Regions from separate parts of the Mus musculus genome. Here region 2 is linked to region 1. Evidence: chromatin loops called from intact Hi-C (ENCODE). Cell type or tissue: left cerebral cortex. All regions are shown on one strand. Links, peaks and the distances in the headings refer to the core of each region. The heading gives the core; the rest is flanking DNA.

The links. Peaks named below come from ENCODE experiments on the same cell type or tissue, not always from the same donor. Only the 100,000 strongest peaks of a DNase experiment are listed, where the experiment ranks them.
Region 2: a loop joins it to region 1, with 2.2 times the contacts of the local background. A loop is called at or near these places in 5 of 42 quality-filtered maps.

Annotation. Positions count from the first base shown.
Region 1 is chr4:136,131,066-136,146,938 of GRCm38, forward strand. Id3 (inhibitor of DNA binding 3) reads left to right here and starts at 12,757. Exons shown (of 3, transcript NM_008321.2): 1 at 12,757-13,113; 2 at 13,229-13,311; 3 at 13,815-14,327. The coding sequence starts at 12,814. The coding sequence ends at 13,288. It overlaps Gm42329 (predicted gene, 42329), which reads right to left and starts at 11,153. Exons shown (of 2, transcript NR_168524.1): 1 at 11,067-11,153; 2 at 7,530-8,450. In left cerebral cortex, for the core only: a CTCF peak has its summit at 9,337; DNase peaks (open chromatin) are centred at 9,434, 11,344 and 12,698; H3K4me3 peaks cover 2,479 bases; H3K27ac peaks cover 4,874 bases.
Region 2 is chr4:136,083,328-136,099,200 of GRCm38, forward strand. No RefSeq gene overlaps it. Among named protein-coding and RNA genes, the nearest start is that of Rpl11, 38 kb to the left of the region's middle. In left cerebral cortex, for the core only: a CTCF peak has its summit at 9,359 (motif pointing right); DNase peaks (open chromatin) are centred at 11,479 and 11,745; H3K27ac peaks cover 206 bases.

The DNA.
Region 1 (15,873 bases), core at 5,269-13,268:
AGAGGCAGGTGGATTTCTGAGTTCGAGGCCAGCCTGGTCTACAAAGTGAGTTCCAGGACAGCCAGGGCTACACAGAGAAACCCTGTCTCAAAAAACAAAAAAAAAAAAAAAAAAAACCAAAAAACAAGCAATGACAACAAAAAAAAACCCACGTGGTTTAAAGGGTCCAGAGGACTAGAGAACAAGGATGTAAGATACAATGCAGCTTGTGACAAGGTGACAAGCATTGTCCCCTTTCTGAGATGTAACAAATAATGGCTAAGGTTAATAAAGGCATAACTGCCGAAAGGCATTGGGAAAATTCTCCTTCTCCTTCTCTTCCTCCTCTTCCTCTTCCTCCATTTTCCCCCCCAGGGTCAAGGTCTCAGTCAGTCTAGGTGAGACCGTGTAAATGGAGGTGATCCCCCTGCCTCCATCTCCTCTTGGATGATAAGACTGTATTACTATGAACGGCTTTTGCTTTTATTTCCTACGAGTTTTATTGAGCTGTAATTTACATAAGATTCATCTGCTTTAAGTACATGGCAATTTTTTTCGCATCCGCTTTAAGTACACAGTAAATTTTTTGCATATTTACAGAGTAGAGCAACTGTGTCTACATCAGTTTGAGAATATTTCCTCATCTCCCACAAACCCGGTTCCCATTAGGATTCACCCCCCCCCCATCTCCCATAACTGCCTCGCCCCCCAGCCCCAGACAACCACGAATCTACTCTGTGTCTCTCTAGATTAGCCTTTTATGGAAATTTCACATAAGTGGAACCATACATTATGTGACCTTGAGAGTTCTGTTTTACTTAGCACCGTTTTGGAGGTCCGTCCATGAAGCTGCATGTTTCAGTCGTTTTTAATGGCTGAATAATATTCCATTGTGTGACTCTATCATATTTGGGTGATGTAGTCATTCATTATGAACATTTGAGTCATTTCTGCTTCTCGGTGGTTATGGAACTGTGGCCATGAGCGTCCTTACACGTCCTCGAGTGGACGTGCTTTTGTTTCTCCGGGTATCCCATAGCTGGGAGGAGCTTGCTCAGTCACATAGTACACTTGGGTTTACCTTAAAAACAAGCACTGTCAGCCTTTTCAAAACGTGTGTTTGTGTGCCACATGTGTGCAGGAACTGCAGTCACAGGTAGTTGTAAGTTGTCTCCTGCGGATGCTGGGAATAGAACCATGTCCTCTGGGAGAGCAGTGAGCACCCTTGGCCCCTGAGCCATTTCCAGCCCCTTGCCCATGTTTTGTTTGTTTTAGTATATTCTGTTGAGCAATGTGTGAGAGTTTGCTGAGGAAACTAATACAAAGAGTTTAGGATGGTATCTGATTATAGGAGCTGTTTAAAATGGGCAGCTAATACTAATAAGCTTTTCTTTTCTTTTGATTCTTTATCAAAAGAATAAAATTCTTCCTTATATTATTTATCCATTTATCTATTCATTTATTTTTGTGTTCTTGAAACAAGGGTCCCATGTAGCCCAGGCTGACCTCCCCCAGTTTTAAGTCCTAAACCCGGGATTCCAGCAGGCCTAGGTGAGACTCAGCTCCAGCCCCAGGAGAGGCTCCAATGAGATCAGAGTTAAAGTACCCAGAGTACTTAGTCGCTTCCCTCCCTGAATAAAGCAGCTCTCTATCTTCCCCTCCCTCCTCCCCCTCCCTGCCCTTCTTCCTCCTGCCCTCCCTCCTCACTTGCCCTCCTCTCTTGCCCTCCTCCCTGTCCTCCTCCCCCCTCTCCCATTCCACTCCTTCCCTCTCTTTGTCCTCACTCTCTGCTTCCTTTTTCCACTGTTGAGGATTAAACCCAAGGTCCCATGCATGCTAGGCAAGAGCTGAGTTACATCCCCAATAAAGTGCAGTCCATCTAGACAGTCACCCCAACCTGTTGGGACCCCTTTTCTTTATCTGTTTAGATGCCCTTAAGCCTGGCTCCCAAAGTTCTCCAGATGCCCCACCCCCATCTACCTACCCAGTCTTGGCTAGTCAGTTCTCCCCTTGGCCCCTGTCCATTCTGTCTCATGAAGTCGCCCTCACATCATCCTGTATCCAGCTTCCTTCTCTTCGTGTGTCAAGATACCAGCCATCCTCAAGGCCCAGTGATTCTTAATGTCCACCAGTGTTGTCCATTCAGTAGCCAGGGTCCTAGCTGGCCATTCAGCCCCTGAAATGTGGTTGTTCCAAACTGAGACATGCTCACTGCATCTTAACGACTTACTGTGAAAAATAGTGTAAAAAAATTAGTTTTTATATCAATTATGTTTTGGAATAATAAGCTCAGATGATAATTAAAGCCAATTTCATGCTTCCTTATATTATTTATCCATTTATCTATTCATTTATTTTTGTGTTCTTGAAACAAGGGTCCCATGTAGCCCAGGCTGACCTTGAACACCTGAATTTTTGATCCCCCTGCCTCTACCTCCCATGTGTTAGGATTACAAGCTTGTGTCACCCTGCCATGATGTCCTCTTTAAACGACAACAAAAATCCCTTATTAATCTTTGATTTGCTAAGAACTGAAAACGGGACCTTCTGCAAATTCTCTTCATTGGAGGACAGCCGCCCCCCCCCCCCCGCCCCCTGTATGTTTTTTAAATGTATCTACTGGGCAATGTGAAGTTACATATGTGGCTCACATTTGTGGTTCATATGTGGACAGGGGATGTTTCCTGTGCACTTGTAGAGGTCAGAGGACAATCTTTAGGAATCTTTTCTCTTCCTCCACCACATGAGTCCTGGAAGCCACCTTGCCAGCCGCCAGCAGCCCACCGTATTTCTTACATTTTAATGTCTGTTGCCTTGAGTGCTTGTATCTGGCACTAGGCTCACCACACTCCCGTGGGGTGGATGTTGTGACTATCTTTTCTTTACAGAGAAGGAAATCCAAGGGAGAGGGTGACCTGGCCGAGGTCACAGATTCCAGTTTCAAGCCTAAGCTGCCTGACTCCAAAGCCTATCTTGTCCCGTGGAGCCTTGCTGCCCAGGTTACTAGCCCGGGTGTCTAGCTGGAGTGGACTTGCCCTTTAGATTAGACCAGCTAAGAGTGATAATGGGTCGTGTTAATCGGAGCCCAAACGGAATGCCTGTCTTTCATACAGACAAAATGAGAAAACAGATTAATATAACAACACATTTGCTATCTATTGACTCTTGGGATATGTGTGTAAAATAAAAAGCTGAGTGCCCCCGATCTAAGCAAGCATCCCATATCCCATATTGCAAGTGTGGAGACTGATGCCCAGGGAGGGGGGCGGCTTTACCAAGGGCTCTGCTACGCTGGCAGTCCTGGGAGTTCTGTTTGCAGAATTCCGGGCTGAGATTCCTTGGGGACATCAGTTCTTTACTGGAAATGTTTCTGCCCTCAACCACCTAGAAGTCCTTGTCTTGAGCCAGTCCCCCTTTCTTCTGCTTAAGGACTAGTGAAGGGCACAACCCACTTCCCACCAGGGTCCTAAAGTCACCATCCGGTGCTGGCCCAGGAATTCCTTTCAGAGACTTAAACACAGCCAGAGATAAAGCCTTGGAGGTCTTCAAGGGCCCTCTGCTCTGTTTCTCTCTCGACGTAGCAGGCTTGGTCTCCCTAAGTGTCTTTCCCGAGGTTGTCCTAGCCTTTCCAGCTCTGCCCCGATCTGCTCTCACTCATGGTGAGGAGGTGTTGAAACAACCACCCACCTCCCTCTGTGCCCTCTTCCCAGCCCTGGCCAATGAAGCAGGAGAAACCGCAACAGAGACACGCTGAATCCATCAAACCCCCGAACCCAGGAAACCACAGGCAGAGGCTGAGAAGGCGCCACTGAAATAGAGGCGCGGAAACAAAGGCTCAGAAAGAATGTCCGGGACAAAGAGGGAGGGAAAACAAAAATGGATGTGCAGACTCGGGAAAAGGCCTGGGGAGAGCGACGAATTGGGGCCAGGAATGAGGGAATCTAGAGATGAGAGAACCAGAAGAGAAAGTAGAAGGGAAGATGGAAAAGTCAGAGTTTGAGAAAAGGGGCGGACGATGGAGAGAGCGCTGGCAGGAGACCCAGGCGCGCGGGGCCGGGCGCGGGTCCCAGGTCCCCGGGGGCGGACCCTGCTGGCGGCGCCTGGCCCCGCTGTGGCCGTCGGAGCAGCCACATTCCTCCGGGTTTCCCACACATTCGCCATCAAAGCGTCCCCAAAGCCCCAGCTTTTCCCGCGCCCCTCCCCCGCCACTGGCTGGAGAAGCTATTTTTCACCCCCTCCTGGTCTTTAATCTGTTGTGGGAAAAGAAAGCGGCTTTTGTTGAACGAGGGGCTGCGCGGGGGGCGGGGAGGAGGCGCGGGCGATTGTGTGTCCCGCAGCTGCGCGCCAACACTGGGGTGGGGGCTGCCGGGGTGCAGGCCGAGCTAGGGTGCCCGGGAAGGTGGGCCAGGGCGGTAGGGACAGCCCGGTCGCGTGGTACAGGCCAAGTTGGGACTGCCCATGAAGGTGTGCTAGGGCTATAGGTTGTAGGAACAGCCTGGGTGCGGTTTGCGCTCAGGGAGGGTGGCAGTGGGGAGGGAATGGAGGAAAAGGCTACCAGAGTGCCGTTGGCCAAGAGACTGCAAGAAGACGACTCACATTGGGCTGGGCACATAGAAGTCTGCCCCCAGGCTGGGGCTGCAGCTCTGCAGAGGGCTGGGCGCCATTAATTTGTTAGGTTTTTATGGTGCTGGGGATAGCGCTACGGGTCGCTTGTGTGCTGGACAAGCATTCCTCTCTCAATCAGCATCTTGCATCTAATCCGGCTTGCGTGCAATCTTCCCCTGAAGCCCAGACACACAACTAACACTCAGGAGGTCTCACACCAGAGAATGCTTGACCCCAAACGTTCTGTGAGGCTTCAAAGGGGGCTTCCTTTAGAATTCCATGCCCACAGCATATCTTCGCAACCCTCACCGTTTGGACTCCTGACAGACAGCTGTGCGGTTCCCTCACCTCTCGGAGCCTCAGTCAATGTGAGGATTGATCCATGCTGATCTGTGTAAACTGTCTGCTCAGTTAGGTTTGGAGGGACACGGCCTATAATCAGAGCACTTACAAGGCTGGAGCAGAAAGATGGAAAACTTAAGGACAGCCTGGACTACATAGCAAGACTCTGTCTCATAAAACATGGAGAAACAAATGAGCTGTCAGCTCATGGCTGGCACTCAGCAGAAGCCTTCAACACAGAAGTCAGCTTGGTGGCGCACTATTATCCTGGAGCACTGTGGCCTGCAGGAGGCTCCCTGTGAGCTGTGGCTCAGCCTCTGCCTTTTGGCACCCCAGTCTTTCCAGCCCTCTGCAGAGCTGGATTAGGGGCTAGGGGGAGGAGGGGGAGGGTTAGGGGTTGGGGGGTCTCTTTCCTCTCTGGCAGGGTTAACCCTGTCACCAGGCCCATTCCTCCCTCCCCTCCCATCTCCTTCCCCTGGCAGCTTTTGAACTGGTGCTGGGCCTCAGGCCAAAGCAGGACAATGTCTGGGCAGGGTGGACACTGCTCTTCAAGGTCTTCTTTGTCTCTGTCCTTCCTTGCTGTGGACTCTGGACCTCACCTTCCTTCTGGGACCTTTCCTGAATTCCCAAACTCAGCTATCCTCAGCAGGGAGCCTTAGGGCTGGAAGTGACAGAGCCAAAGGACAACCTGAATTTGAATGTTTATATTTTTATTTTAACTACAGCGCGCATCAAACCCCACGGCCACTCCACTGCCATACTATATTCTCTCTGCCCAACCCCCACCTCCCAGGCCCCGCATTTCCAATTTAACCCCACAGGCCAGGACCTGGTGGTGTATACATACAATCTCAGCACTCAGGGAGCAGAGGCAGGAGGATCTCCACAAGTTATAGGCTAGGCTGGTCTACATATGAGTTCCAAGCCAGCCGGGGGTTGGGGAGGGAGCGGCGCACAGAAAGGCCTGACTCAAAAGAACACCAGAATGAAAACAAGTCCTGTCTCTAAGTGGTGGTGTATCCCAAAGCTGCTGGTGATTGCTGGGACTGAATTGAACTCAGTTGTCATTTGTGTGTGTGTGTGTGTGTGTGTGTTTTCACATGTGTGTGCGTGTGTTCCCATGTGTGTATATGTGTATTCCCATATGTGTGAATTCCCATGTGTGTTCACATGTGTGTTCACATGTGTATGTGTATTCCCATGTGTGTGAATTCCCATGTGTGTATTCACATGTGTGTTCACATGTGTGTGTTCACATGTGTATGTGTATTCCCATGTGTGTGAATTCCCATGTGTGTGTGTTCCATGTGTGTGTATGTGTGTTCCCATGTGTGTGTGTTCCATGTGTGTGTATGTGCATTCCCATGTGTGTGAATTCCCATGTGTGTGTTCCCATGTGTGTGTGTCCCATGTGTGTGAATTCCCATGTGTGTGTTCCCATGTGTGTGTGTTCCATGTGTGTGTATGTGTGTTCTCATGTGTGTGTGTGTGTGTGTATGTGTGTGTGTTCGATTTGGTAGCACAGATACTAAAGTTGGAACAATACAGAGAAGACAGGTTTGGCCTCTGAGCAAGACCCTCGAGTTAGTGAAGCATGCTGTATTAAGATTTCTTTTCTGTTGGCATGTGCATATGTGATATATATAAGGATATACATGTCACGGCACGAGTGTGGCATTCAGAGGGCGACTTTGTAGAATTAATTTTCTTATTGCAGCTTGACGTGTGTTACAGATTGAACTTGCCTCACCCGGTTTGCTCAGCAAGCGCCTTTATCCCTGGAAGGGTTTCACTACACTCCCTTGTCAAACATCCTCCTGCCTCTGCCTCCTGAGTGCTGAGACTGTTAAGTATCGGCCACCTGGCCCTGGCCTGAAAGATTTCAAGCTGCCAGTACTTATAAGGGACACCGATGAATGCAAGGCCACACTGGGCTACAGAGTTAGAGTCCAACTCAAAAACACCTACAGCTTCCCCTCAACAAAACAAATATCTCACATGGGGTTGATGCTCAGAAAATACCTCCTTCTGGCTTACCCGATGGCAGAAGCAGAGACAGCCCTGGGGCATCCCATGACTCATTGTTTGGTGAAGTAAGAGTAAGGGGTTAACTTTAGGGTGGTATTGCCTGACTCAGTGTGGCCAAAAGATGAAGAAGGCAGTCAGCTCCAAAACTGACCCCTAAATTTAACAGCAGTCACTGTGTAACTTCTGAAGAAGTGTCTCCCTGGAAGGATGGATGGAATGGTAATAGTGGTGGAGATTTGGGGTGTATATGTGTGCAAGGCTCTTGAGTTCTGTCCCAAGCACCTACATAAATACACCTTATCTGTCACCCTACCTAATGGGTCCAATTGGCTTTTCTCTATCTGGGGGAACACGACCTTCTCAGGGGCTGGTGAAATGGCTCATCAAGCAAAGTTGCTCGTCACCAAGCCTGAGGACCCGGGCTTGGTTCCACTGGAGTCACACAGTGGAGGAAGAGACCACCACACATTCACCATACATGCACGAATACACATACATGAATACATGCAATAACAATAATTCCCAAGAGTACCTTTGGAAAGGTGGAAGAAAATGAATACACACAGAAGGATGAATGCTTTGCAGACAGGATGGACACCTTGGGTTTATCACCTAGTAGCTATGAGGCCTGCACACAAGCACACTCGCCTTTTAGAGCCTCTCTCTATTCGTCCAGAAAATGAGTCAATAAAGCCAGACATGGTGGAGCACATTTGTAATCTCAGCAGTGAGCGGCTGAGGTGAGAGAATTTTAAAGTTTGAGGACCACTTAGGCTACACTGTGAGACTCTGTCTCAGAACAAACAGTCGCAGAGAGAATGCAGGGCTGGGGCTAAGGTTGAGCGTTGTGAGGGGCTTGCCTCTCACTCACAAGGCCAGGAGTTCCATCCCCAGCGCTGTAAAAACAAAACCAACCAACCAACCCACCAAACAAACAAACAAAAAACCAACAAAGATTAGGTAAACAGTCCTTGGCAAGCAGGACTCAGCAGTGAGGTAGTGACAGCTCTGAGTGTGTCTGAAGTGTTTAAGAGGCCACTTAACACCCCCCCCCCCTCCAATCTCCACCTCTATTAAGAACTTAGGTCCCTCCATTCCCTCATTGTTCCTTATACTGTCTTTCTTAGTAATGCCTACATTTCTGGCAACTACTTCCAGAGGAAGACTAACTTCCAGGGCACCCTAAATCCCACCGAACACATCATATTACAGAAAGGTTTCCACTTCCCATCTTCTGTCCCCTCTGGTCCTCTCAGCTGTCAGGTGGTAAATACAATTTTCTTCCCAATTCTACGGAGCTAATAAGTAAGGAGTAACTGAGGTGAGACAAGGTTATCAGTGAGGGTGGATAGTCGGGCCAACGCCAGGATCTCGTGTGCCTTCCTTGAATCCTTTGGTTCTTGGGTTGTACTTTGGGATTCAAATTTGCTGAGGGGAGCAGGGACAGGTTTCCAGGTACAGTTGGAGAGCTTCCAGAACATCTCAAAGGCCGCTCTCTGAAAAAAATGGGTAGATGTCAGAAAACGCATGGGCTGGCAAGATGGCTCAGTATAAAGGTGCTCGCCCTGGAGCCCTGAAGGTCTGCATTTGATCCCTGGACCCAGAGTCGAAGGAAACATCTCGATTTCCAAAAGTTGTACTATGATGTTCTCGAATATTCTGTGGCATGTACACATTGTGGCATATGTGTGACCACACTTATATACACATAGGTCACTCACACTTTTTTTTTTTTTTAAATACAGCTTCTGTGAACCTTGAACCCACATAGAGCATTAACATTTATGAGAACTAGGGCCAGAGCGGTCAGGGAGTCAGGGGAGCAGAAGGGCTGGATCTCGGCCACAGGGCAGCCATAGACATTCGACATGACCTTGGACAATGACGGCAGGTCACCTGGATCCCTGCGTCTACACATGGAGGAAAGATAACCAGCTAGGTTGACAGAAGCCCAGTTTAAGCAAGACATCTGCAATCCTCATCATCATGACATTGACTTTGAAATTCACAGCGGAGAGACCCCACTACCACCACGTCTTAAATTTCTAAAGCCGAAACAGTAATAGCTTACAGTTCTGCCAGCTCAAAAAAAAAAAAAATCAGAAAGCACAACATTGGCTTTTTTTCTCCCCCTTTTATAATTTTGGCAGAGGAAGATGCAGTTCCTGGAAATGCTTACAAAATGATTCCTGACACTAGGAGGAGATAGTTAAAAGAGGGGAAAAGGAAAAAGAAAAGTTATCTGTGTTCAGATAGAAAGGAGGAAGGTGGAAAGAAAAGAGAGAAACAAAAGAACTAAAAGAGAAAGGGGGGCTTTAAAGGGCCCCAATTCAGGGGACGTTATCAAGGTCTCAGCATCTGCTATTCACAAGCCGCTCGCCGGCTGGGGTGGCGCAGGCCCCGCCCCTATCTCGGGTGTCCGGCGCTCATTGGTGGGAGAGGCAGTCGCCGGCCGGTGACTGCCCGAGGAAAGGTTGCCTGGGACACGCATCCCTGTGTGAACGCATGACGTCCCACCCTGGCGCCAGGCTGTCTGGGGCTGAGTCTTAGATCAACACAGCTGTGGGACCCGGACCCACAGCTGGGCAAAGGAGCGGATTCCTCAACAAAAAATAGGATTGTGGGAAAAGTTCTGAAACAAAAACAGCGCAGACAAAAGCCTTAATGACATCCTTTCATAAAAATAAAAAATGCAAGAGGGGGGAAAATGCTGGTAAAAGGAGCAGAACTGGGAACAGAAAGTTCAGAGGCGTTTGGAGTAAGAGGCTGAGGCCCCGCCACCACTAAACAAGTTGCAGAAGGCCGGGGCGAGCCGACCAGTCTGCTGTGCAGGCAAGAGAGAGTCTTTGGGGTTTAAACTCTATTCACTGATCCCAACCCGACTAAAACCCACTCCTTTCAGACTTAGACTCTTAGGTCAGAAAAGACCCTTAAAGGCCATTTACTCCTCCCCTCCCCCTCCCCCAAAGTAAGGTTCTGGAAAAAAGGATTTGTGTCCAAAGGTAAGTTATTGGCGTGGAAAGGACTGAATGCGGCTTGATAACCCCTTCTGACCTATCTCCACACAGCCTATGGCCATTTCAGCCTGGGAGCATCATGAGGAAATAATAAATGCTGTGAAGGTACTTTGCAAATTGTAAAACCAGAGAATCTCCTATCCAACCCCGAGGCAACAGAGGCTGTAGTGGAGGACTGGAGAAGAGAGAGCGGACCTGGGTGGGCGAAGCACCTACCGCACATCTGGCCCCATGATGAACTAATGCAGACCAGGGAGTGTGCCCTTCTCACAGAAGAGGTGTTTAAAATTCTTTCCTTTTTTGAGACAGGGTCTCACTAGTCATCCCCTGGCTGTCCTGAAACTCACTATGTAGACCAGGCTGGCCAGGAACTCAAGCTGTCTTCTGCCTTCTGAGTGCTGGGAGCAAAGGCTTTTTTTTTTTTTTTTTTAAAGATAAATTAGGTCAGAGCCAGGTGTAGTGGTGGATCCTTTATTACCAGCACTAGGGAGGCAGATCATCTCAGAGTTCGAGGCCAGCCTGGTCTACACAGAGAGTTCCAGGACAGCCAGGGTTACATAGAGAAACACTGTCTCAAAAATAGATAGATAGATAGATAGATAGATAAATGTAAGGTAAATAAATAAACGAGGTCATTTTCATTAGCTCCACTTAACAGGCCTGAAAATTGAGGCTCAGAGAATAATTTATTCCAAATTCACACCGTTAGTGAAATAAAACAAGTTAAGTTTTGAACATAGGTCTGCCAGGCACTGAAGGCCATGATTTTTTCTAGACGCTCCTGACTTGACTGTTTTGCACACACATACAGAAGTCTTCACGAGAGCCAAAGAAAGGCTCCTCTGTTCAGTTTTCGGGAGTCCACACAGCCACGGAGGAGATTTCTCTTCCCGTGACCAAATAGCTGGCATTTAACTTCTTCAGCATAGAGACTGCCTTGTGCTTTCTCAGGTTAGACCTTCTTCTGTCTTCTACCGAAATAGCTGTCCTTGAGAACTTGAATATTCCCAGGAGAAAACTTTTCAGAGACTTCTTTCTTGGGACACAGGGGCCTGTGGTATGATGGAAAAGAATGAGGCTCCGAGACTGGCTTACCTGTGATGTGATACAGGACTCGTTTTATATGCCCTGTCCCCGGCCCTGTGCTGGTCCACACTCCTTGTCCAACTGTCACACAAGCATCTGGTGTTCTGAGTCAGAAAGTATTTATAACAATCCCTCAGTGCCCTTTCTCTCTGTCTGTCTCCTCATACAGCTGATCAAAGCCGTGGTATCTGGGTTTGCTCAAGATTATGTGTCGATAACCAGTAAATAGCAGAGCTGTCCGGATTGAACCCAGGGCTTTGGCTCCCTAGACCGATGTCCTTCCAATTATTGGAACTGTCCCAGCTCAGAGGTCCCATTGTCCTGTTGATCAGTGCCACACACTACTGAACACTTAATTGTTTCCTGTGTTAATCTTGTCCCCAGACATTGTGAGATTCTTGAGAGCAGGAGCCTCTGTTTCATGTGAAGCAACTCCATAAATATTTACCAGGCTGATTGATTAAGAAAGCAATCTCGTGGCTGCAAAACCCCACCTGTTCTCTCCCAAGATGGAAACCAGAATTTTGGAACTGCTGAGGCTTCGGGGTCTGGGAAGCAGAGCCAGGCAAAGAATAGAGTGCACTGTCCTTTTGCAATATGGGATTGCCTGCCTGCTGGCTGCTCTCCTGCTCTCTCAGATGGGTGGCTGGGGCTACTTCAGCAGGACGAGGAATAATCATGTCCAGGTGGCTGCCCTTCCACAACAGAAAGGGACAGACAACGCGGCGATGAAATTGTTATTGTTTTCTACAGAGTGTGCAAAGTGTGCAAAGGGAGGGAGGCTGTGCAGAACGAGGAAGCAAACGCTAGACAGCTGACCCATTTGGTTCTATGTATGCCCGTGGAGGGGACCTTCTAAAAGGGTTTATGCAGCAAGCACCCCCATATTTGAAACCTTGTCCAAAATCCTAATCAAATTCACTTCCAAAGCACAACCGGGCATACATTTAGTTCCTAAAGGAGTTCTCGGTGGAAACGGTCCATGCTTTTTCTTTCTCCGTGGAAAAGGACTGGGTCCAGACTGCTCTTATCCTCTTTCCCCTGGTGCTCAAATAAATAGTGTTCTCTGCTTAGACCTCCCTTTCCCTCCTTCTTCTGCAATCTCAGCGCCTAGCCCAAATCTGTTTTCTTCATTGTAACCTCAGCTTCACCGCAATTAATTTTTTCCCCCTCTGGTCACAAGATAATTCCTGACGCCAGTGAGTCTGGAGGTCAGACGAGCAGCAAATTGGGGAACAAGGCGGCACTAATTCCTTACAAGTTTCCCTTGAAAATTCTTGAGAGAGAGAGGAGAGAGAGATCTTTAGTTGTTCAAGGGATTTATGACCTCAGAGCTGTGGGTTCGAACCAGTATTGGGGGGAGGGGACCTCAGAGAACTTGGGCGCCTCCAGAAAAGGCATATTCTTAAAAGTTAATGGTTTTAAGTGATTTTTTTTTTTTTTTCAAATCTGTGCTGGCTCAAGAGCCCCGCCTCTCCTCGGTATCAGCGCTTCCTCATTCCTCGCATCCGAGGCTCCGCTGTCCTCGGCGTCAGACCAGCCTAAGGAAGCCTGTTAGCAATTTAAACCCACTGTGAACGCCCAGGACCGGGGAGGCGGTGCCCAGGGCGGGCGGGGGTGGACCCTTGGCGGTCTGTTTTGAATAAGGGGGTGTGTCCTAGAGAGGACTCTATAAGAGTCGGCCGCTGCAGGCGTGCGCGCACTGTTTGCTGCTTTAGGTGTCTCTTTTCCTCCCTCTCTATCTCTACTCTCCAACATGAAGGCGCTGAGCCCGGTGCGCGGCTGCTACGAGGCGGTGTGCTGCCTGTCGGAACGTAGCCTGGCCATTGCGCGAGGCCGCGGTAAGAGCCCGTCGACCGAGGAGCCTCTTAGCCTCTTGGACGACATGAACCACTGCTACTCGCGCCTGCGGGAACTGGTGCCGGGAGTCCCGCGAGGCACTCAGCTTAGCCAGGTGGAAATCCTGCAGCGTGTCATAGACTACATCCTCGACCTTCAGGTGGTCCTGGCAGAGCCGGCGCCTGGACCCCCGGACGGTCCGCATCTCCCGATCCAGGTGCGAGAGGGAGCCAGACCAGGCTGCTCTGAGCGTGCGGGCAGGGATGCTGCGGGTCTTCCCTATCGCGTCCCCGAGTCCCTTGGCTAACTCGTCTCCTAACCTTCTTTCACAGACAGCTGAGCTCACTCCGGAACTTGTGATCTCCAAGGACAAGAGGAGCTTTTGCCACTGACCCGGTCGTCCTGGCACCTCCCGGTAAGCTTTCTCCTGGCGCGGGCGAGGAGGGAGGCTTGCATGGGAAATCCTGCCTTTGACAGAACATTGTAAGGCTTAGGGTTCAGTCGGTTTAGGGAAAAAGCCAAGCCACTGAAAGGCAAAAGCCTTATCTATAATCAGTTAGAATAAACGACAGAACCTATGTCAATATCACGTGCATTCCTTAGACACGCTGTCCCTTCTCATCCCGGGTGGCCAGAGCCCAGGGCAAGTGGGCGCGCGGGTCGCACCAAATGAGCCTTGGAGTAAAGGAAGCCCTCCCCCCTTTCCACTAGTGTTATTTCTAAGCGGGAGGGGGAGTGGTGACTCCGCCTGTGGTCCTTTGGCGCCAACTGGGTGGAGGCAGTGTGGGGAGCGGAGTTATCAGCTGGAGGTAGAGACCGAGTTTCCTCCCTGGCGCCGGCCAGTCTGCGGCATCCTCCGCCTGGGCGCGCTCGGCGGAAACTGACGGCTCCCTCGCTCTTCTCTCCTCCCCCGCCCAGAACGCAGGTGCTGGCGCCCGTTCCGCTTGGGACCCTGGGACTCTGGGACCCTCTCTCCAGCCGGAAGCCTGAGGGCATGGATGAGCTTCGATCTTAACCCAGCCCTCTTCACTTACCCTGAACTCAACGCCTCGAGGCTGGACCTGGAGCCCGAGAGAAGGACTGAACTTGGGTGGCCTGAAGAGCTAGCACACGCTGGTCAGCAGCTGGGCAACGTCACTCTGTCCCCACCCTGACTCAAGTCTAAAAGACTGGCTTTTCCGAGAATGGGGTGTCGAGAGGGTGTGGGGGGATGCGAGTGGCTGCCCTGCGCACTCTGCCAAGGCAGCATAAGAGCTGTTCTTCTGGTTTCCTTGGAGAAAAGCTCTGCTGCCCTGATTATGAACTCTATAATAGAGTATATAGCTTTTGTACCTTTTTTACAGGAAGGTGACTTTCTGTAATCATGTGATGTATATTAAACTTTTTATAAAAGTTAACATTTTGCATAATAAACCATTTTTGAACACTTTGTGTATGACATCTTGCGCCACCTCCTAGGAGCTTGGGGCGGGCAGATTTGCATACCCTTTTAGGGACGAGAAAGTTCCCAGCTGAAGCTGAGGGCTAGGGTGGCTTGGTTAGTAGGAAGGGCTGGGGTTGGGAATCCCCAAAAACATTGGAGGTTGAAAGCAAGGATCTATGATCCTACTCTCAATTACAGGAGCCTCTCCTACAGCCGGCAAGTCTGAGACCGAATCTTTTTATTTCTTCAATTCCTTGAAACTTGGCAGCAGCTCTTAGATGGATGCCGCAAATGATTGGGCGAACCTTCCTGGCGGCTCGGGGTCAAGTGTGGGGATGAACTATTTCGTATTTAAATAAACTGCCTCCATTAACTTCATGCTTTCTGGTCTGCCTTCCCCCCAGACTTCCAAACTTGGAGAAAGGAACCCTGCGGGTGAGGTGGGGGGTATAGTGATTTGTACTTTAATCCCAGCACTCATGAGGCAGAGGCACACAATCTCTTGAGTTTGAAACCTGGAACTCACTATATATATATTGCTATGTATAGTGAGTTCCAGGATGGTCAGCTACGCGGGAAGACCCTGTATATAGGAAAACCAAACCCAGGGTCTTGCCTCAGGTCTGCAGCCACTTTTCAGGGTGTAGGCTTGCTGGGAAACTCAAGTTCCCTTAATGTTTGGTAAACTTTGACCTGGGGTTTGAGAATAATGAGTATAGTATTGCGGTTGGCAGGAAAGGGACCTTAGACTGGCCATTTCTGGGGCAGGCCTGGGAGTTGGGTAAAAGGCAAGGTGGCAACCCATGCCCCATCTCTCCACCCCAACATGGTTCCTCCCCAGGTGGGCTGCATCAGGCCCCCATCGTCACAGGATTCCTATTTATATGATCTCATCTGTGTCGGCCTTGGCATGTGCTACTTGTATTTCATAACAAACATTTCATTACCCTTTGTGCATTAACCATAGTGAGCTTTCTGGGGTGAAACAGGGTCGTGGCAGAAGGGGAGGAGAGGGGAGCAACCTCCTTGCCAGTTGTCCTTCCAGTCTGATTAATGGTTTTTAACCTGTCTGGTTTCTTCTGATGAACCAATGGGAGATATGACCATCTTTCAGAAATCACACATGAAATTTCGCAGAATAATGGCAGGCCCCCCACCTCTGGAGGTCCTGTTTCTACATAAGAAAACTTTTGCCTTAAATTTAATACTCTAGTGACATCCATCTTGGACTGTGTGTTAAGGTATGCTGTGTTCTCTGAAGAGAGCCCGTCAAACATGACAATCCTGCATCGGCTGAATACAGCAGGCTACAGGCTATGCCTCCAGCGAGCCAGTTTCCACATTCGTACCAGGTGACAGTTCTGAGGGGGTCTGCCTTCTGTTCACTTAGAGGTTATGACCAAGGAGGGATTGAAAGCTTTAGTGGAGCAAGCCGCTTCTCTCTGAGCCCAGCTGCCTCCAAGGACTGAAGATAATGATGGGAAACTTCTTTGAAATGCATCACACACCTACGAGGCATTATTAAGCTAATTCCAAGGAAATTGCTTGTCAGGA
Region 2 (15,873 bases), core at 4,850-12,849, 48 kb before region 1:
AGATTTTTATCTGTAAAATTGGTTACTGACTTCGTCCCTGACTAGGCAAAGAGATCTAAAGAGCAACAAGAAAACACACCCCACACTTATATATACACTGTACTGAACTGTAATTATTCCTTTTGGGTGGAATCCAGAGGCCTACAGGGTCAAGGGTTTTATTACGAGCCACGCTGGGAGGCTGAGGATGTGGCTCAGAATGCTGGCCGAGCATGCGCAAAATTCCAGGCCCTAGGGCTCCTGCAGCAACAGCCACAGATAAAGAGAAGGTTGGCATGGAACCGAAGGAGATGATATGGGGCGGGGGGGGGGGGGGGGAGTGAAAAGATACGAATGCACAAGCAAAGAACCTTCTGGAACAGAGCAGTGAACACGTCAAAGTATGGGAGAGGGGCGGAGACAGCAGGAGAGAGGTGGGGACAGCAGGAGAGGGGCGGGGACAGCACTGACTGGTTTGTTTAACTAGGAACAGAACAGGGAGAGATGGCCTTTGAGACCCCCAGAGGTACATTACTACCGCTACAGTAACTGCGCACTGCCCATGTCAGCTGCACAGAGGAGAGCGTGTAGCTCTATTAACCAATAATCTTGGTTTTGCCAGAAACCCGCTTCAAACTAGTTTAAAAAAATAAAGGGGAAGAAGTTAAAAGTTAAGTGGCTCCTTTATCTTAGAGTTTCAAGTGTGAGTCAAACTTAAGGCATGGCTGGATCCAGGGTTTCTAATGATGTCGTTGGTTTATCTCCTGTGGAACTCTGTCCTTTCAGCAAAGTCGTCATCGCCATTTTCTTCTCTATTTCCTTTTGAAACAGTCCTACTATGTAGCTCTGGCTAGCCCCAAAACTCTATGTAGACCAGACTGTCCTTAAACTCAGATAACGACCTGCCTCTGCCTTCGCCTCCATAATGTCCCGACAGTTATTACCATCTTTTTTCTTTTTTCTTTTTTTCTGGTTTTCTCGAGATATAGTATTTCTCTGAAAGCCCTGGCTGTCCTGGAACTCACTTTGTTGACCAGGCTGGCCTCGAACTCAGAAATCCACCTGCCTCTGCCTCCCAAGTGCTGGGATTAAAGGCGTGCGCCACCACCGCCGGGCAGTCATTACCGTCTTAATCTGGGCAGCTGTGATTTTATGATTCCATGTGACCCCGCTCACCAATAAGACTGGGTCTGCTGGTCACTAGACCCTCCCTCTCTACCCACCTTCCAGCTGCAGTGAATTCCACCCAAGCTGTGCGCGGTCTCTGGAGAGGCTACAGTACAAAGATGGTAACTAGTTAACTGAAGGGGGCAGGGAACTCCATCTGTGCAGCTAGGAGAGATTGTCTCCTGATGCCTGCCTGGGTGGGAGTTCTCGCTGCGTGGCTGGCTGTTTGGGGCTCACCCACGCTCCTTACAGGAGCCCAGTAACTACATTGCACACGCTATGGCACATGTGGAGATCAGAGCGTAATTTGCAGGAGAGGTGTCTCTCCTTCGACCATGTAAATCTGGAGTTTGAACTCACGTGAGCGGGTTTGGCCGCAAGTGCCTGGACTCACTGAACCATCTCTCCGACCCTGGCTTTTCCACCAGACCCCTTTCCGCTCTAATCCCAGGAAGGGACGACTAATCAACAATCCATTCGCTCACATTTCAGGAGACTCAGCCTTCAACACGTGCTCCAGCCGAAAATCCCAGGGCGTGGGATTCTGATTGGCCTAACTTGTATCACATGTCCAGACCCACGCGAAGGAAAATGATTCGGTTTTGTGATTGGCCTGTCTGTTCTGATCAGAGGGTGGGGCTTCAGAGTGGATGCCAGCCCAGCTCACCCCAAAGAAAGGAACTGAGAGGGAGCTGGGGACACCTGTCAGGTAGAAGGATTAAATTCTTGCTCCAAATGTACATGCTTGTAACCCTAGAGATTGCACACGTGTGAGACCAACCTGGAACCATACAGCAAGACCCTGTCTCAAAACAGAGCAAAGGAAGCCGGGCGTGGTGGCGCACACCTTTAATCCCAGCACTCGGGAGGCAGAGGCAGGCAGATTTCTGAGTTCGAGGCTAGCCTGGTCCACAAAGTGAATTCCAGGACAGCCAGGGCTACACAGAGAAACCCTGTCTCGAAAAAACAAACAAACAAACAACAACAACAAAACAGAGCAAAGGAACAAGAAAAACACAGGCTGGAAAACAGTTCAGGGTCAGGTGTCCTAAGTAGGGTCACCAAGGCTGGCTTGGGGGGCCAGCCTCAATAGAGCGAGCTGTCACTGGGTGAGAAGCAGCAGACAGCATGCCAGGCCTGGTGAGGGGCCAGCCAGGATTCCCAAGGTGAGGCAGAGGGAGCAGGACTGGGACACTGACGTCCATCAGTCCCAGGCCTTGTGGCAACTCAGTCTTCTCATCTGGAGAGTGGGAATGAGGGGATATTTTATCTTCAGACCCATTGTACAGGCAAAGACCCAAGTTAGACTAGAACTGGACTAGAACTTCAAGGAGCAGCTGAGGTCTAAGCACTTGCTGCAAGCCCTCAGCTCTATCCCAGGAGCTCCATCTCTGACCATCACCCCAGAGAAAGGGGAGGGGGTGACCTAGGAATGCGTTTAGAAGCCCTTCTGGGTCTCCTGGGCTTCTGTCTCTAAATTCAGTCTCTAATACCCCCCCAAAAAACAATTTTATTTGTGAGCGTGCTACTGCATCCGATTTGTAATGGGGAAACTGAGTCCAGAAAGGGGCAAGCGACTGGGTCACAAATGAGCTGTGGTGGATGTCATTTAGAATGTGGGGTACTGGACACACCCAGCTCTACCCTTCTCTCCTTTCTAAATGCCCACTACTTACAAAGGGCACCCCTGTGTCCTTGCCCCTGCAGTGGCAGTGTCTGTGGGTCCTGAGCACCCCTGTGCCATCTCACCCTCCTCTCCCTCTCTCTGACGTTCTAGGCACCTTATGGGGTATAATCAAGGGCAGCCACAAGGTCTGGAAACAGATATGTAGGTAGTAGCTTGAGCCAGCAAGGTGGCCCAGTGGGTAAAGGCCCTGGCCTCTAAGCTTGAGGACCTGAGTTCAACCCTGGATCCCACATGATGAAAGAAGAGAACTGAGCGGGGCATGGTGATGCACGCCTTTAATCCCAGCACTCGGGAGGCAGAGGCAGGCGGATTTCTGAGTTCAAGGCCAGCCTGGTCGACAAAGTGAGTTCCAGGACAGCCAGGGCTACACAGAGAAACCCTGTCTCGAAAAACCAAAAAAAAAAAAAAAAAAAAAAGAGAACTGGGACCCCCCCCCCAAATGTTTCTCTGACTTTAAAAAGAATAACTGAGGTGCAGACATTATGGTCACCCTATATACCTTTTACACCCTTAACCAGGAGAAACCGGGACAGGGGTAAGGAAAGACTGTCACAGGTATCAGTGACCCCCAAACAGCGGTGTCTTGTCCCCATGACAAGCTGCAGTCAGAAAGGGGCAAGAGCATCTTCATATGGAGGTAAGGGAGGCCCAAAAAGATGTGCTGAGTCCCAGTCATAAAGGAGGGATAGTTATGGCAGTGACTAAACCCGTGGCTCCTGTGGTCTGGGTGCCAGGGTTCCAGTTCCAATCTGCAGTTTCTTAACTCTGTGTCCTAGACTGAATGGCTTCCTGCTACTCTCTGGACCTCAGTGTCCTCATCTGTAAGATGGGGATAATATTCCTATAGGTACCGCCCTGGGTGGTGGAGATGGTTAAGGGAAAATGAGCCATATAGATCGTTGGTAAATGTGAAAGACCTGAGTTCAATCCCCAGAACCTGTGTGTGTGTGTGTGTGTGTGTGTGTGTGTGTGTGTGTGTGTGTTCGTGTGTGTTCTTTGTGTTTTGAGACAGGGCCTGAGTAGCCTGGAACTTACTCTGTAGACCAGGCTGACCTCAAGCTCACAGAGATCTTCCTGCTTTTGCCTCTCCAGGGTTAGGATTAAAGATAGTGTGCACCACGGACAGATGGCTGTAGCTCCCTGACCAGCCAGGCTAGTTTCCTTGGTGAGTTCCATGTTAGTGGGAGACTTTCCAAAACCAAGATGGGGCCAGTGGAAGGGCCTGGGTCAAAAGCCACTCAAGCCTGATGACCAGATTTCAACCCCTGGAGCCCTCTGAGGGGAGGAGAGAACTGACTCCTGCCAGTTGTCCTTTGATCTTCACACAAATGCGGTGGCACGCACCTAGACAAGCACGTGTTCTCTCTGTCTCAAACACACACCACCACCAACGATAATAATAAAACCATAAAATGAAAGCCAGGGTGGATAGCACCTGGGGAATGACAGCCAAGGTTGTGGTCAGGGCTCCTCCACATGCACACCCATGCACATGCATGTACACCTATACACACGTGTCCTTGCATGTACAGGAACATGTAAATGTTTACAGATATAGGAGAAAGTGTGGCACATGATACAGAAGATAACTTGTGAATTCAGCACTATGGAGGCATCCATCAATCCACTCATTCCTTCTTCCATTCCTCCATCCATGCATCCACCCACCCATCCACTCATCCATCCTTCCACCCATCCTTCCATCAACCCTCCAACTCAGCCATCCATCCAGCCATTCATTCATCTATCCATCTAGTCACCCATCCATCCACCCATGAACCCATTAACCCACCCACCCATCCATCCATTCATTCCTCCATCCATGCATCCACCCACCCACCTATCCATCCATCCACCCACCCAGCCATCCACCCATCCATCCATTCATTCCTCCATCCATGCATCCACCCACCCACCTATCTATCCATCCATCCACCCACCCAGCCATCCACTCATCCATCCACCCACACAGCCATCCACTCATCCATCCACCCACCCAGCCATCCACTCATCCATCCATCCATCCATTCACCCATCCACCCATCCATCTATCCATCTTCTCACCCACCCATTCACCCTCCAACCCATCTACCCACCCATCAGTCCATTCATCCATCCATCCATCCATCCATCCATCCATCCATCCAGTATATCAGTACACAGGCCTCTTTTTCGTCTGGCACTTTTGCTAATTTCCTTCTGTCCCCCATCAGCAAAGCTACCAACACTTCCAGGTCCTAGACCCGGCTCCTGGCAGCTGCCCCTGGCTAGCAAGGTAGTTGGAGCTTAGAGGGACAGCTGGGTGAAGTTTGTAAAGTTGAAGCCTTGAACCTCCCACACGAATGTCCAGGCCCCTCACGGTGTCTTCAATCATGCTCTCTTCCTGTCCTGCAAAACCTGGGCCAGCTGCTGTGAGAACTTCCTGCTGGGCTTCCCAGCTCGCTTCTCCTCTCTCATCTACCTAGTCCTGTGTATGCTGGTTGAATGAAATACTTTGTCAAATGCCTGTGGGCTGGTGGCTTCCTTAATAATCCCCGCTAATGACAGTGCTTCTCTCTGTGTTTAATCATCTTACATTTTCTCAGGCTTTCCATTTGCACAGGTGAGAAAGTAGAGGTCAGAGAGGCGGCAAGATTTGCCAGGGTGACAGACCTCAGGAGCTGTAACCCCTAACCACTACCAACTTCCTCCTGTCTATAGAGTCCCCTGGCCGGCCCATCCCTGGCAACTGAAGCTGCAGGACTCAGTTCATGCTGACTCCTCGGGCAGGTACATCCAAGTGAGTCTTGTCACTTGGCGGTGGCCTATGAGGTCCTTGCGGAGGATGAAGCCTCAGATCCCACTGAGCTGAGGCCCTGTCCCCTTGAGCTTCCTCTTGAGCCCTTGTCACCGGAGGCCCTGGCCCAGGTGGGGTGGGGGCCAACGGGTGACAATGACCGATTTAGAAAGTAAAGTGGCTTTTCAAACAAATAAGAAAGAAGAGGAAAGAAAGCATGGCCTGCCCGCTTCCTGCCTCACTCTCTCTCCTGCACCTGGGCCCCAGCTGCGGGTCCTCTAGGCTTGTTTGCTTGCGCATCCTGCCTGGGAGCCTCTTCTTCTACCCCCAGGCCCCTCCCCTGGGCTGGGATGATTGTGGAGCCCATGGAAATAAACCTCTCTGTGATTGTTGTATTGTTGCAGTCTGTAGCATTGTGTGGGACAATACCAGCAATCACTACACCGGGGGCTTCCTGCATTGTCAAGGACCGGAGAGTGCTACCAGCTTAGCTCCCCCACTGGGGAGCAGCCTTCCCGGCTTTGCAGGACCTTTGGAGGCCTGAGCAGCTAGCTGCTGCTTTTCCTTGTCTGCAAAAGAGGGAGGGACATAAAAAGTGAAGTTCAGGGTCCCTTCGGTGGCCGCTTAGTCACACGGAGGCACAGTTTTCTGGCCTCCTAGGATATGGCTGGCAAGTGAACACTAACCCCACACCGTTGATTCTACCCGCTGGTTGGTTTGTATGTCACTCAAAGAAAGTCTCATGTAGCCCAAGCTGGCCTTGAACACCCTATGTTGTCGAGGAAGACCTTAAACTTCCCATCTTCCTGTGTCCTCCTCCTAAGTGCTGGCCTCACAGGTGAGTGCCCCACCACGGCCATTTTTGTAGTGCCAGGGCTTGAACTCAGGGCTTTGTGCATGCCCAGCAAACACTCTGCCAGCTGAGCTGCGGCCCAGCCGTTGCTATCTGCTGCATTAAGCACACATAGTGTATGTCACTCATTTTAGCTGAACTGGAACAAGAAGAAGTAGATGCTGTCATCCCTATTTATCTAGATGAGCACACTAAGACACAGGAAGTGACCTGTCTGAACCAGTTCAGCTGGCAGGCATGTTCAGAGCTGCCTGAGTCAGGGCCTAGCACCGAGGGTGTGAGTTGTTCTGTGGCCACAGGCAAGTTGGTTCCTTTCTGAGTCTCAGCTCTTTCTTTACCTGTGAAAGCGAACATCCCATAATACCTACCTGCAGATACTGTTCAATCCTAGGGGACCGTGATAGAGCAGTGACAGTGTGAAGAGAAGGTGTGACTCTCCCAGGGACTTGGCTGACGATTAGCTTGTAAGTTACAAGTCAGGGAGGCAGAAAGGATACTGAGGGCGCTGCCCAGTTCTCAATCTCTAAACCCCGTGGTTGAGGCTGGGCAGCTATTCCTGGAGGCACCTGGTGAGAGGTGGCTCCACCCACGGGGGGGGGGGCTAAAAAAAATCCCTGAGGCTGCCACCATGCAAGCTGCCTGTCACCTGCTCCAGTTAATAGCAAACTGCAATCCTGCTTCCTGTCCCTCTCCACCCCAACAGCTGTGCAGCTCTGGGGGAGCCATTTGACCTTCTGAGATGGAACCAGATCATTCATTCTGCGGAGGGTTTGGGTCTAGAGAGGATGCTGAACAGCATACGGTTGCAGGATGGCCATAAGACTTGGGTGCCAGACTCTATTCTGCTGTGTGTGACTGTGGACAAGTTCTTTGGACTGTCTGAGCTTCCATTGCCACCACTGGAGAATGGGATGACATGGCTTCTAAGACAGTAGGAGCCCAGGGGTGATGGTTATAATTGTAGCCTCTTGCTGCCCTCTAAAAGGGAACTCAGAGGTGTTCTCAAAGTCATCGGGGGCGTAATGTGTTTCAGCAGGTCGTGGTGCTTGCCGACAGGCCCCGAACCTAGGTTTGATTCCCAGAGTCCATATAGTCAAAGAAAAAAACCTGAATCCTGTAAAGTGTCCTCTGACCTTCACACAGCATGATATACGCATGTCTGCACACAGAGGAAATAATGTTAAAAAAAAATGTTGGAAAAAAGAAAAAGATAAAAAAAAAAAAATGTCAGGGCTGGTGAGATGGCTCAGCGGGTAGGGGCACTGACTGCTCTTCCAAAGGTGCTGAGTTCAAATCCCAGCAACCACATGGTGGCTCACAACCACCCATAATGAGATCTGGCACCCTTTTCTGGTGTGTCTGATGTCAGGTACAGTGAAATTTATGTATAATAATAAATAAATCTTAAAAAAAAATGTCAGATGGTGGTGGCACTGAAGAGGCAGAGGCAGGCAGATCTCAGTGAGTCCAAGGCCAACCTGATCTACAGAGGGAGTTTCAGGATAGCATAAGCCAGGGCTATACAGAGAAACCCTGTTCCAAAAAACTACAACCAAAACCAACCAACCAAACAAAAAACCCCCAAAAACAAAACCAAGGTCCTGGGATACTGTCTTCTGTCTTGTGCCAGAGTTCTTCATTTGCCTGGCCACCAAAAGCTGTCCTTAACCTAGCCTATGCTATGACAAGTGGCCTGTGGGTGATAGCGATGCCCTTTCTCCTTTGGCTCCTGGTGAGGCAAGAAAGCGGAAGCAGCTGGCACTCAGCCCTCATGGCTTTCTGCAGGGTTGACCCAGGTTGGCTATGTGCAGCTGTCGATGCTTCAGGGTGGCCCCGGGCATGTCTCTGGCCTGGGTCCCACCCTCCAGGCCTTAAACCTTAGCTCTCAGGATGCATTGAACAAACTAAAAAAAAAAAAATGTGTCAGATGTCTTCTACCTGGGCCCTGTATTCATCCTGGGCGTTGGGGATGGGAGAAAATCTACTCAAATTCATCTGCGCTTTTTGGTAATTCATTTATTTTTGCATGCCACCACAGTGCACTACCTCATATAGCCACAGCTTTCCTTTATTTTTGTTTCTTTGTTTGTTTGTTTTTACATTTATTCATTTTATTTTACATGTGGTGGTACACATACATGTACAAATTACCCACAGAGACCAGAAGAGGGCAACAGACCCCTGGAACAGGAATTAACAGATGGTTGCGAGCCACCATGTGGGTGCTGGAAATTGAACCTGGGTCCTCTGAAGAATCAGAAAGTATTCTAACCCCCTGAACCATCTCTTCAGTCTATTTGATTTTTCTGAGATAGGGACTCACTCTGTAGCCTTGATTGGACTATGTGGACCAGGCTGGCCTTGAACTCATGCCTCCTCCAGTGCTGGGATACAAGGCATCTACCAGGTCCAGTCAACTTTTTACTTTCATTACTTTTTTTTTTTTTTAAGATTTATTTATTGTATTTATGTGAGTACACTATAGCTGTCGTCATACACACCAGAAGAGGGCACTCAATCCCATTACAGATGGATGTGAGCTACCATGTAGTTGCTGGGAATTGAACTCAGGACCTCTGGAAGAGCAGTCAGTGCTCCTAACTGCTGAGCCATGTCTCCAGCCTTTTAATTACTTTTTTTTTTTTTGGAGGGGGGGGTTGTTTCAAGACAGGGTTTCTCTGTGTATCCCTGGCTGTCCTGGAACTCACTCTGTAGACCAGACTGGCCTCAAACTCAGAAATCCGCCTGCCTCTGCCTCCCGAGTGCTGGGATTAAAGGTGTGCGCCATCACGCCCGGCTAATTACTTTTAAAATATTTATTTTCATCATTTTTATTTCTGTTGTCTGTGTAAATATGCCATAAGTATATGCAGTACCTGTGGATACCAGAAGAGGGCGTCAGATGCCCTGGAGCTGGAGTTAAAGGTGGCTGTGAGTGTCTTAGGTGCTGGGAACAGCTTAATCGCCAAGCCATCTCTCCATCCCTTATTAATTTTGTTGTTATGTGTGTACCATAGCTAATGAGTAGAGGTTAGAGAACAACCTTAAGGATTGATCATCTTGTTTTTAAATGTTTTGTTTACTTATGGCTGTTTTGACTGGGTGGGTGTCTGTGCAGTTGAAGGGAGATACTGATGTGGTGTTGGGAATCAAGCCTGTGTCCTCTGGAAGAGCATCCAGCGCTCTCAACCACTGAGCCACCTCTCCTGCTCCAGCGTTGATACTCTCATTTCTGCTGCTGCGTTTGTTTGTTTCATTTTGTAGGCTAGCTGCCCAACCAGCTCCCAGGTGACTCTGTCTCTGCTCCCATCTCTAAGTAGGAGCCCCTGGACTCTGCAGGCTCTGCATCCAGCTTCTTATGTGGGTTCTGGGACTCTCCGTGAGGTCATCATGCTTGCTTTTACCCATCAGGCCCCACGCACCAGCCCTCTTTTTACCTTTGTTTGTTTGGTTGGTTGGTTGTTTTTGGTTTTTTGTTTTTGTTTTCGTTTTTGAGACAGGGTTTCTCTGTGTAGCCCTGACTGTCCTGGAACTCACTCTGTAGACCAGACTGGCCTTGAACTCAGAAATCTGCCTGCCTCTGTCTCCCAACCCTTTTTACTTTTTGAGGTAGGGTCTCCCCAAGTTGTCAGGCTCTCTTGGGCACACTTTACAGCCCAAGCATGTCTTGAGTTTGTGATCCTCCTATCTCAGTTTCCTAAGTAGCTGGGACAATAGGCCTGTGCTACCATGCCTAGTTCTTATGCATGTCTTTATTCACTGAGTTGACTTCTGCCATGTATCTTCCTGGGGCAGATGACCAAGGGACAGTGCCTTCTTCAAGGAGCCTCTTGGTAAAACAGGGAGACAGACACCTAAACTGTGGAACACTTCTAAGAGGCATCTCCTTCACACTTCTGTCCCTTCCCCTTCTCTCTCCTCTTTTCTCTGTCACATCTGTCCTTTCTTCCTTATTTATTGCTGAGGGTGGTCTCAAAGTAGATACTCTCCTGCCTCAGCCTCCCCAATGCTGGAATTACATTACTGGCATATACTTTATGCATTTTTTTCTTATTTATAAAGTATGCCTGGAACTGGTGATGTGGCTTCGTTGGTACAATGCTTGCCCGAACAGAGTCCTGAGTTTTGTCCCTAGCTCTTAAACAATGCAGGCTATGGTGGCACTGCCTAGATTCCCAGCACTTAAGAGGTAGAAGCAGGCAGATCTGTGAGTTCAAAGTCAGCCTGGTCTACAGAGTGAATTTGAGGATAGCCAGGACTACATAAAGAGACTCTATGTCAAACCAAAACCAAAACCAAACAACCAAATAACTTTGTCTTTGCCTAATATGTGCAAACCTGGGATTAATTCCTTAGAAATTCAAAATAAAGAAATAAATTAAAACTCAGTGTCTTGCCGGGCAGTGGTGGTACACGCCTCCACTCAGGAGGCAGAGACAGGCAGATTTCTGAGTTTGATGCCAGCCTGGTCCACAGAGTGAATTCCGGACAGCCAAGGCTACACAGAGAAACCCCGTCTCCATAAAACAACAACAACAAAAACAAACAAACAGACACACACACACTCCCAATCCAAAAAACAAACGAACAAAAAAACTTCAGTGTCTTAATTATCCATATTATCTGGGAGGGCAGCTAGGGGCTGGGCACACTGGCTCCCTGGGCTATGGAGAATAGCCGCCATTTTGACTCCTGTTGCCACCAGCAATTCCTTCTGAGCCCAGACACCCAGAGACTCCTGCCCCCTGCGCCAGAGCGTGTATGCAGAGGGTCCACATGTGAGGCTGGAAACTGTTTCCGTGGAACAGGGGAGTAGGATTCTCTGGTGGGCAGTTCACCCCAGGGCCTCATGGGTAGAATCGGGGAGGGAATCTTAGACCCACATCCATGCTCAGGAGCTGGGGACCGGAGTGATACAAGCAAGGGGAGGTTTCCGTGGCAACCCCAGTGGGTGCAGGACTTCAAGGAAGCTGTAGTGTGTTCAAAGTAATGACCAGCTGCTGGGTTTACTCCAGCTTCTTCATTCATCGGTACGCCGTCTGTCCTACAGAGTCACCCACCTATCCCTACCCCTCCATTCCTATTTGTCTCCAGTTTCTTCATTCTCCTATCCGTCTTACCCGTCCACCCACCCATTCATCCACTTACCAAGTTACTTCTCCAGAAGGAGAAGCGGGGAGGTAGTGGTGGTGTGGGGGCCCTGGGGGAGGAAGGAACGTCCTGGCTGGTGAGATGGGCCATGAATGGGACTGACAGGGAATCAAAGGGCCTGGGATAGAAGCCGTTGGGAGGAAATCAAAGGGGATTGGCCTTGGCCTAGAGGCGAGATTCCATCCCTGGCTTCGGGATTGACTTAGAAACGGACTCCACTTGGAAATCTGCCCCAGCCTTTGCTCTCTCTCTCAGCAAAGCAGCCAGCGGTCCCAGGCCTGAGGAGCATCAAGAGTGGGAGCCCTTCTTGTAGACCAGAGGCAGCGAGACCTCCAGAGAGAGGCCGTGCATATGTCATGCAGAGAGGCAGCCAGCCAAATCCAGGTGTCTAATTCCCAGGCTGGTGCTTTCCCCACCAGAGTGCCCCTCACTGCCTGCCCTGCCAATATTGTAATCAATGCTGCTGATGGCCCTTTAGGACTTGGCACAGCACTGGGCCTAGAGAGGAGAATCCTTCTCACTTCTAGAAGCTCCTGCCTGTCCCCAGATGTTATGTGAGCTCTTTTCTGGGGAGGTTAGAACAGGAGCCTGCTGACTCCAGACAGGGCACATGACAGCAAGACTCCTTCCTGCTCCCTCAAGTGTCCCACTGTCCTCCCTCCCTGGCCCAGGTGAGTCCTAGGGACTGTTCACTGATGGGAAAGGGAGGCAGGAGCTTAGCCAAAGTCCCACAGTCCAGAGGTGGACTCTACTGTCCTGCATTGATTGGAAACATTAGGTAACCTCTGGGGTTCTGGCCTCCAGTTGGCCTTGAGCCTTTGAAGTTGGGGGCAGTGGATAGATCCAGTCGGCAGGGACTGGAAGCCTGCAGGTGTGCTGAGAACTGGGCAGGAAAAAGACACCTTGAGGACAGTTTTTCACCTGCCACGTGCTCAACCCCACCTAGCCATGGAAAATGTGACTCAAAGGAAGCCGGTGTCTGGGGTGTGCGTGGGTGACAACATGTGGGGGGCAACGAGGGAGGGTGGAAGCTGGATCTGGGGTGAGGTTGGGGTGCCGGTTCAGAGTTCTGCTCAGCCCCTGCTTCCGTCTCTCGGGGAATTTTCACTTCTTGAAGGATACATAAGCTCGTCTATGAAAGATGTCCCCAAACCTCCTGGCTATATAGCCAGTTGTTCTCTGCTCAGTGGCTCAAGCAACAAGCATTCTTTGTATGTCTGCTGTGTGCTTGGACACAGCTACAAGGATAGCCCCTTTCCTTCCATGAGACGTCCAGGTATGGACAGGAACCATACATACCCTGTGGGTAACTCAGTCCAACAGGGGCATCGGGAAGCTCAAATACTGATACTGTCTACAATGAGGAAACAGGATGCTCTTCCTAAGGTTTGCGCACTTAAAAGAATGGCTGTGACTTCCCAACCTCCAGCGACCCTGCTGGGGGGAGGGGGAAGAACTACTATTGTGAGTATCCGACAGGGCTAGGGAAGCCGCCTGGACTGGGGACATAGCTCAGTGGTAAAATGGTTGCCCAGAATGAAGGGATGCTAGGTTCAATCCCCAGTAAAGCCAAAACAGATAAATGCATACTCACAAAGGAAACTGGGCTTAGCTGCTCTCACCTGCACCACCCAGGGAGGAAGAGACGGGAACAGGTGTTGGGCAGGAAGGGATTCGAGCAAGCGAGCATCAGGCCAGGCGGGGAGGACAACAGGAAGCCAGTGAGTGGAGCTAAAACTGGAAGGGGCAGGGAAAAGGCAGAGCAGCCAGACCCAGGCAGAGTCCATCGGAGCGCCACCCTGATCCGGGAACTCAGCGGAACTTATATGCATCTGTTCTGGGAGACCCCTGGACCCCATGACCAGTTGGGAACCAGATGGGACCCAAGAGACAAGTGATTTTATGTTGATGCTATGGTTTGCTTCCTGGGCTGTTGTGACCACAGACAGGTGCCCAAAAGCTGAAGTGTGTTTCTAAAAAACAAATACAGTGGGGGGCAGGCGAGGTGGTGGTGGTGGCAGCAGCAGCAGCAGCAGCATTACGCACGCCTTTAATCCCAGCCCTTGGGAGGCAGAGGCAGATGGATCTCTGAGTTTGAGGCCAGCCTGGTCTACAGAGTGAGTTCCTGGGCAGCTAAGGTCCCACAGAGACCTTGTCTCAAAACAACAACAAACCCAAATTATTATTATTATTTTTTTTAATTGTGGGAAGGGTGCACACAGGCAAAGGTGCATGTGTGGAGGTCAGAGGAGGACTTACAGGAATCTATTTCTGCCTCCCTCCATGTGGAACTTGAGGATCGAACTCAGGTATTCAGGCTTGCCAACAGGTGTCTTTATCTGATGAGTTTATCAGGCAGACTCAAGGCTGGACTTTCTTCCCTCCCAGCTCTGAGGACTCGGAGATTAAACTGAAGGTGTCTTCTTTAATGCTTCCTGCTTTTACGGGCAGCCTGGGCATCCCTCAGTCTTCAGCAACTTCTATCCAATGTTTTCCTCTGACACTACATGCCCTTCACCCTGTGTCTCCGCCCTTTATAGGAAGAGGACAGTCATATTTGGGTTAAGGCCTCACTCCACCCCTGAATATCTCTTCTCTTCTCTTCTCTTCTCTTCTCTTCTCTTCTCTTCTCTTCTCTTCTCTTCTCTTCTCTTCTCTTCTCTTCTCTTCTCTTCTCTCCCTTCCCTTCCCTTTCCTCTTCTTTCTTTCTTCCTTCCTTCCTTTCTTTCTTTCTTTCTTTCTTTTTTTCTTTTTTGTTTTTTACTTGAGACAGGGTCTTATGTAGCCAAAGCTCTCAAAAACACTATGTAGCCAGGGATCATCTTGACTACCTACTGGGGTTACAGGTATGTTCTACTGCATTTTTTAAAAAAGATTTATTTATTTATTTAATGTGTATGAGTACGCTGTAGCTGTAAGGATGGTTGTGAGCCTTCATGTGGTTGTTGGGAATTGAATTTAGGACCTCTGCTCGCTCGCTCAGTCCCTGCTTGCTCTCGTCCAAAGATTTATTTATCATTATACGTAAGTACACTGTTGCTGTCTTCAGACACACCAGAAGAGGGCGTCAGGTCTCATTACAGGTGGTTGTGAGCCACCATGATGGTTGCTGGGAATTGAACTCAGGACCTCTGGAAGAGCAGACAGTGCTCTTATCCACTGAGCCATCTCGCCAGCCCCACTGCATGTTTTTTTTATGCAGTGTTGAGGATTGAACCCAGGTACATGTGAGGCAAGTGCCCTAGCAGCTGAGCCACATCACAGCCTGACCTCACCTTAACAGCCATATCTTCATCAACCTTCCTTCCAATTAAGGCCAGCGTCTGAGTTGCTCGGGGGTGAGCAAGACCTCAGCGGATCTGGGTGGAGGGCACAACTCCACCCAGAACTCTGGTTGTTAAAGGCCTCTTATACAAATAAAACTTGGGTCTGAGAAAGTCCATGCGAGTCGTGTGTCCCAGGTTGAGAGTCAGAAAATATGTCCTTGGAGCTTTTGTGCCACCCAGACTCAACCCCCAGAACCAAAAGACAATGCAGCTTTGGTGTGCATTTCTCCCCTGCAAGAATACTTTGCCCTAGTGGGTACTAAATACATGTTTGAGAAATCCTTGACTTGTGGTTCCCTAAGGCCCTTGGATCTTTCTTTGACAAATCAGAAGAGCAGATTAAAGGGCCCTGGAGGACTAGGTCTAGCTGCCTCTGCCCTGGATTCCAGGCTGGCTGCTGCTCAGATGACCTTAGCATTCCTTTCTGTTTGGGCACCAGCCTGGGGACAGAGGGGCAGGAAGGATGAGCCTTGGTTCCTCTCCCCACTGGATGAAGGAGACCGCCATGGTGTATCCAGTTTGCCCACTTTAATCGTGGGACTCTTGGCCGCATTGCCCAGTTGAGTCCCCTGATGCTGGCTTATCCTAAACATCAGAGCAAGCCTTTCTAGAGCTTCCCATCGCCTTCAGAATAAAATCCACGTTCTTGTTTTATTAATTTAAATTTTTAAATTTTTTATTGAGTCTATTTATTTTATTCATGTGTGTGTGTGTGTGTACTTCACAGGCATGCTTAATGCCTGTGAAGCTCAGAAGAGGGCATCAGATCCCATGGAAGTGGAATTACAGATGCCTGTGAGCTGCCATGTTGGGACTGGGAATCGAACCTGGGTCCTCTAGAAGAACAACTGGTAATCTTAACTGCTGAGCCACCTCTCCAACCCCAGGGTCACATTTTTTTATTTTTATTTTATTTTATTTATTTATTTATTTA